Regions from separate parts of the Homo sapiens genome. Here region 1 is linked to region 2. Evidence: chromatin contacts called from ENCODE POLR2A ChIA-PET data. All regions are on one chromosome and are shown on one strand. The core of a region is the stretch at or near the end of the contact, and the rest is flanking DNA. Distances in the headings are between cores, read along the strand shown.

Region 1 (3,299 bases), core at 252-2,751, 40 kb after region 2:
ATTCCTTCTGTATGGTTGAAACAGCATTTCTCAGGGGTGGGGCAGTCAGGTAGTCTGTCCTTTTAGTCCATATCAGAACCAGCTATGAGCTTTTTTCCTTCTTTTCAAATAACACATTTCTCCACCCTGAGATTCCAATATGCTATGCTAGAACAAGGGTGGGAGAAAAGGTATGTCTCCTCCCACCCCTTCCTCTCTCCCCAAGAGAAATCTCTGAAGGGAGGTCACACTACTTTGGTGTTCAGGGACAGATACACTTCTACTCACTGCTTGTATATGCAACAGATGATGTTGAAGAAGAGGCTATTTCCCACATTAACCAAAGTGGCACATGACTCCATGTGAACCAAACCAAAACAACAAAAATACTTACCTTCAAACAGTTTAATTTACCCAGTTAATCACAAAAGATTAAAAAATTGCTAAATCAGAAATTCTCTACCTGTAACTGATGTTTTCATTGATGATGAATATTAGAAACATTAACTATATCACATACTCCCTGAGGACATAGAGTGGTGACTTGCAAATGTTTTGGTTTGGAATTGTGGCACCTTATTGTTGTCCCTAAATGGTTTACATATTGCACACATTTTTAATTTAAAAACAAGAAACAAAACAACCACTTTAATTTCACGCAAGCCCTTTTGTGATAACTGCAGACATGAGTGTCATAGAGCCAGACCCCTGACTTGCTGCCAGTAAAATGAATGTGTCTTTAAAATTTTTGCAAACAAATTTAGTCTTAACTCTTCTCTGGCTTACTAAATTGTGGGATGCTTCGTACTTCAGTTTGCGGTACTTGAGCTTTAGAAGCGTGCCTGAATGGTGCTCAAGACACTGCTGTGGGCCTCTGCTGACAATGCAAGCTCTCACAAAACTGAACGTTTGGCCCATTTACCATAAAGAAGCAAACAGTCCCCATCCTAAGGACAGGCCTAGCCTAAGGTTAACAGTAAGAGCAACATTTTGTTGCTTCATTTTCCTATTAAGCTCTGGGTTGCTGATTGAAGCAGAATTCCAATGTTTTGACACACCACCACATTGTTAGCACGATAGGGAGGATTTGATTATGGGAGAACAAGTCCAAAAACGGTAAATTGACAAAAAAAAAAAAAAAAAAAAAAATCTGGGGCCCTGTTTCTCAAGGCAGCTTTTGTGGTTGCATTCCTTTATTTGATGTGGTTCTTTCCTTCTCCTGTGCCAAACGGTGCAATGTGGAAAAATGATGAAGTTGCAAAAAAAGGAGAGTGGATAGGGAGTGAACTGTTTAGTAACAAGAGAAAGAAAACAGAGCTTAGGGATCAAAGACAAAAATACCTGTTTCTCCAAGTAGGAAGAAGAAAATTAACTCAGGGGTTCTTTCCTGAAGCCTGGATAAAGGCTGAGCCCTGCTCTCAGCTGGTGCTGCTTAGGCCAACCCGGGCTGATCGCAGTAGAGACAGGGCAGCCACAAGCTGTCTGTAGGTGAGAAGAGCAGCAGCTAGAGAAAGGGCAAGGCTGAGTGCTATGGGTTCCCAAAGACAGTCGGGCTAACAAGGGTGGGCGCCAGGGAGGAAGGATGGAGAGCAAAGGCTGCCTTCAGCATCAGACTGAACACGGTTAACACCAGCCAGCCCTGCAGGCATCAGAATCCAGAGGAGGAAGCATCAGAATCGAAAGGAGGAAGAGGCTTCCATGCAGGAACAGGATTTTATTTATTTACAATTTGAAGGCTGGATAGCTTCTCTATTGTGTGGTTTATGACATTTTCTGAGTGTTAAAATTATCTCTTTTTGCACTGTGAAAAGAGCATATATGATTCATGTTAATATTTCTGAGGATCAGTCACCAACTAACAGCTAGTATTTTGGGTGGGAGGAAGGCTTTTGTAGGCAGCTTTTTCACCTAACATAGAAGTTAAAAAGCACCAGAATATGCCTCAAGCTTCGTTCAAAATCATATAAATAGCTCCCTCTTGCACAGTTACAATCTAGTATGGTTGTGAGAACTCCCACAGTCCACGAGTTGCCTAATGCTCACCTCACCCTTGCCTGAAAAAAGCTAATTCCTGTGGTTTACCTGCTGATGGAATATAGCTTCTAAGAAGTTTGACCAAAGGGCCTCTTTTCATTTTTGCTAATAACCTATTCTAGGGGGGTGGGGTTTGCCTATATTTCTTCCTGGATACTTTTCGTACTTTCAGCATCTGTAGAACTGTCAAATATTTCTATAATCCTAGATCAAGAGTCAGCAAACTAAAACCTCCTGGCCAAATCCAGCCCACAGCTAAGAATGACTTTTACATTTTTTAAATGGTTAGAAAAATATTTAAATAATAATGTTTCATGACTCGTAAAAATTACATGAAACTTGAATTTTAGTATCCATAAACAAAATGTTGTTGGAACACAGCCGTGCTCATTCATTTACATATTATCTGCGGCTGCCTTTGCACTTCAGCAGGAGAGCTAAGTAGCTGCAATACAGGCATTATGGATGCAAAGATGACAATATTTACTACCTGGCCTTTTACTGAAAAAGTTTGCCAATCCCTTTCCAAGACCGTTAAACTCTTCTTTTCCATAATGACTATTTCCATAAAGATATATACATTTATTGGCTTTTAATGTTCATTTAGAAATTTGACTTCCATCTCTTTTTTATATTCATTGGACTTTAATACTACAAATATTTTTTAAGTGTCTAATATGCTTGGCATTATTCTTGCTAAGAATAATGAGGTTATAAAAGTGAACAAAACAGAGGCAGATCCTCATTCTGGAGGAGATTATATTCTAGTGAGGAGTCATGGGGGGAGATGATGAGTGAATACGTGTAGAATGTCTTATGCCACGGAGAAAACGACAACACAGAAGACCAAGTACCAGAGATGGAAGGGGCTTATCTTAAATAGATGGTTCAGGAAGCCTCACTCAGAAGCTGACATTTGAGTAAGACCTGAAGCAGGTGAAGAAGCCCGCCCCGCAAATGGCTGGGAAGAGTTCCAGGCAGAGAGAACAGCAGGAGAACTGGGCCAGTGCCCTGAGGTGAAATTGCCCCAGCTTATCCAGGGAGGTTTTAGCCCCAGTGAGAAGTTCAGTAGGTTCTGAGCCCTGCTCTCAGTGGGCGCCTCTTAGGCCAACCAGGCCAATTGACTATGGGGTGTGAGAGAAAGGAGTCAGCAATGACAGAGGTTTTTGGTCTGGGAACCAAGAGATAGAAGCTGCCATTTTCTGAGATGAGGTGGATATGGGAGTAGGTTTTGGGGGCAGGGTTGCTTGTGAGCAGGTTGAGTTACAAGTTCTGAGTTCAAGAAA
Region 2 (3,494 bases), core at 547-3,046:
AGATGATGGTGCCTGGGCTTACTTTACAAAAAACAACATTCTCCAGCTCAGCCACCTTATCATAGACTCCCCCATCACTGGTTCAGACAGCATCCAAACAGGCTCAGCAGGTGTTTGCTCCATTAGAATTCTTACATAGATTTTGCAGACACACTGTCAAACCAGCCACACAGAATTTTATGTTACTTTTGGATGAAGATCACACACACACACACACACACACACACACACACACGTACATTGACTCGTTTGTGAGAGCGGAGGGCAGACACCAGCATCTGTTAACCAAATGGTGGTATACAACATGCATGTCCTGTTTATGTTTGTGTATGTGCTTTTCCTTTCCATAGTTGTTTTTCGTCTCCTTTGGGTAGACCTAGCATCAGGGAGTCAGAGTGTTGTTATTTGCTCATAGAGACACACACAACTCTTTTCTTCATGCTTGTATTCACACAAAACTAACTCCTAGTTTGTTGAACAATGAAAGTTTGCATTTGGGCATAGGAGATAAGTACACACTTGCTCACATGGATCAGTAACACTTTGACTATTGTTAGCCTTCTTTTGAAAATAAAATAAATCTCTGGCTTACCGTGAAAACTTTACAGATCCAGGACCATTGTGGCATCAAGAACTAGGACTGCCTCCTATTGTTCAATTTTCCAGATGCATGTCTGTCTTTCTGTCTCTGTCTCTGTGTCTCTCTCTCTCCCTCCCTCCCTCCCTCTCTCTCTCTCTCTCTCTCTCCCCCCCTCCCTCTCTCCCTCTCTCTCTCTGTCTCTCTCTCTCCAGGTATTTTTTTTAAATACTTTAAGTTCTAGGGTACATGTGCACAAAGTGTAGGTTTGTTACATATGTATACATGTGCTGTGTTGGTGTGCTGCACCCATGAACTTGTCATTTACATTAGATATATCTCCTAATGCTATCCCTCCCCTCTCCCCCCACCCCATGACAGGCCCCGGTATGTGATGTTCCCCTTCCTGTGTCCAAGTGTTCTCATTGTTCAGTTCCCACCTACGAGTAAGAACATGCAGTGTTTGGTTTTTTGTCCTTGCGATAGTTTGCTGAGAATGATGGTTTCCATCCATGTCCCTACAAAGGACATGAACTCATCCTTTTCTATGGCTGCGTAGTATTCCATGGTGTATATGTGCCATATTTTCTTAATCCAGTCTATCATTGATGGACATTTGGATTGGTTCCAAGTCTTTGCTATTGTGAATAGTGCCACAATAAACATACATGTGCATGTGTCTTTATAGCAGCATGATTTATAATCCTTTCCCCAGGTAGTTTATGTAGGAACTATTTAATGTTAAATGAATCATTAGGTAAAGTGCGTATACTACTTCATGAGATGGCTTTAATTAAGTCACTTATTTTCTTAAGACTTTATCTTGATAATTTTTTTCTTGGTTCATAATGAAATGGAAAAGATTTGTGCCTTGACTATCCTGAAACTTTTATGTTACTCTCACAAGTTTACTGAAGCTGCAAAGAATAAATAAGGCTATTTAAACTATGGTGACTATAACCCATTTATATTGAGAAATAAGCCTTTCAAGAGGTTAAAAATAGCATAAAGGCAGGTACATAAGATGCTTGTCAGCTAAAAAGACCCACCCAATTTAAAGTAACATTAATATATTAAAACCCCATTTCTTATCTGAGCATATTTATAGCAGAACAAAACTCCAGAGATAAATTCATCTGCCTTCAGACAGCCGTACACCTGAACTCCAGGTGGATGTTTGTGTTTGGGTCTGTTTCTAGGTGGAATGATCTCATGTTCTCCCTTACCACAGAATTGTGCAACACTGATACACACCTGTGTTTTGATCTTTAAAATCTGTCGTGGTAACATCTCAAGTAATTTTAAATAGCTTCGTGGATGATCCAGATTGCACGTCTGCCAGAAACATCCTTGGGCACAGTTTTGGAGCTGACTTGGATTCCTGCAATACTAAACTCGAGTCATATTGAAAATATACTAGGCCTTGGGTTCTGTTCCTTTCACTGAGACTTTTATCTCGATGCATTTTTTTGTATAAGTAATCCCCTTGGCCAGCGTCAGTGCATGAGATCTTAATTATCATTAAAAGAGAGTGAGATGAAGTATTTAGAAACTAAAGCAAGTTACCTGGATCACCACATTTCTGTCATTGCACAAGTATTTGAAGAATTATTTTTTTTGCTCTTTTTTTTTTGAATTGCAGAAATTTATGAAAATTAGAGACATTGTTTAATCTTCTTGTGCCATGAGACTCCATCAGGCCATCTACAAAGACCACTGGGAGGCTAAGGATCACTTGAGCCCAGGAATCGTGCTCTTTTAAATATATCTTTTTCATAAAAGTTATTTTAAAATGTGGCAGTTTAAAATGCCTGCTGAAAGAGTTGATCTTACCTGTAAGATCACAGATTTCTTTCTTTAAAAGCTAGTGGATACCCAACTTGTAAAGCACCAAAGTAGGACTTAGTGTGGGAATGTTAAGGAATGAAGCAGAGTTGAAGACATGGCTTATTTCAAAACACAGTGACTCATGAATGCAAAGTAATGCATTTCTGTTATGTTTGCAGATTCATGGTTAATTCCGACCTTAGCTTAACCACCATATTTTCAGGGCAAACTGTTGATGTGGTAAATTTTTTTCTAATGTATTTATTTTATTCTAGTTATTATGGGTAATACCAAAAATATGTAAAAAGTAGAATAGTGTAATGAACCTTCGATACCCATCATCCCACTTCTATCTGTGGTTAGCCCTGTACCCCACTCACTTCACAGTCCCCATGTCCTTCACTGGATTGTTTCAAAGCAAATTCACAAGTATGTGGTATGAATTTTTGTCTTTATGGGAACATTTTAGAGGATGTTACACTTTAGAGGGTATCACCCACATGGAGAGCAAAAGAAAGATGAGAAGTACATTCTAAAGAAGGCTGGGTGTGGTGGCTCACCCCTATAATCCCAGCACTTTGGGAGGCTGAGGCAGGAGCATTGCTTGAGCCCAGGAGTTCAGGCAACAAAGCGAGACCCTGTCTCAAAAAAGACACAGAGACAGAGACAGAGAGAGACAGAGAGAGGGGAGAAAGAGAGAGAGTATGTGAGAGAGAGGGAAAGGAAAAGGAAAGAAAGAAGGAGAAAATGGAGAAGCGAAGCGAAGCAAGGCAAGGCAATTGAAACAGTAGTGAAGAAGAGTGGTAGTATATCCTGTTAGCCTGTACTATCTATTGTAACATCATGGATCACAAGGAATTCAACATTTTTTTTTTTTTTTGAGACAGAGTCTTGCTCTGTCGCCCAGGCTGGAGTGCAGTGGCATGATCTCGGCTCACTGCAAGCTCCGTCTCCCAGGTTCACGCCATTCTCCTACCTCAGCCTCCAGAGTAGCTGGGACTACAGGCACCCGCCAACAAGCCCGGCTAATTTTTTGTATTTTTAGTAGAGACGGGGTTTCACCGTGTTAGCTAGGATGGTCTCAATCTCC

Evidence for each region. ChIA-PET counts read pairs that join two places held with the same protein, here RNA polymerase II (POLR2A).
Region 1: POLR2A ChIA-PET joins it to region 2 with 51 read pairs in MCF 10A. The contact joins two enhancer-like sites. POLR2A ChIA-PET finds 5 or more read pairs at or near these places in 7 of 52 experiments (AG04450, MCF 10A, PC-9 and 4 more).

What each region holds. Positions count from the first base shown.
Region 1 is chr2:28,223,747-28,227,045 of GRCh38, forward strand. All of the region lies in intron 7 of BABAM2 (BRISC and BRCA1 A complex member 2), which reads left to right. Among named protein-coding and RNA genes, the nearest start is that of BABAM2-AS2, 85 kb to the right of the region's middle. Within about 2 kb of position 1,502, at least 7 of the 41 ENCODE cell types and tissues checked have a DNase peak (open chromatin) inside an H3K27ac peak, as active enhancers do.
Region 2 is chr2:28,183,540-28,187,033 of GRCh38, forward strand. All of the region lies in intron 7 of BABAM2 (BRISC and BRCA1 A complex member 2), which reads left to right. All of the region lies in intron 1 of LOC100505736 (a long non-coding RNA gene), which reads right to left. Among named protein-coding and RNA genes, the nearest start is that of BABAM2-AS2, 130 kb to the right of the region's middle. Within about 2 kb of position 1,797, at least 3 of the 41 ENCODE cell types and tissues checked have a DNase peak (open chromatin) inside an H3K27ac peak, as active enhancers do.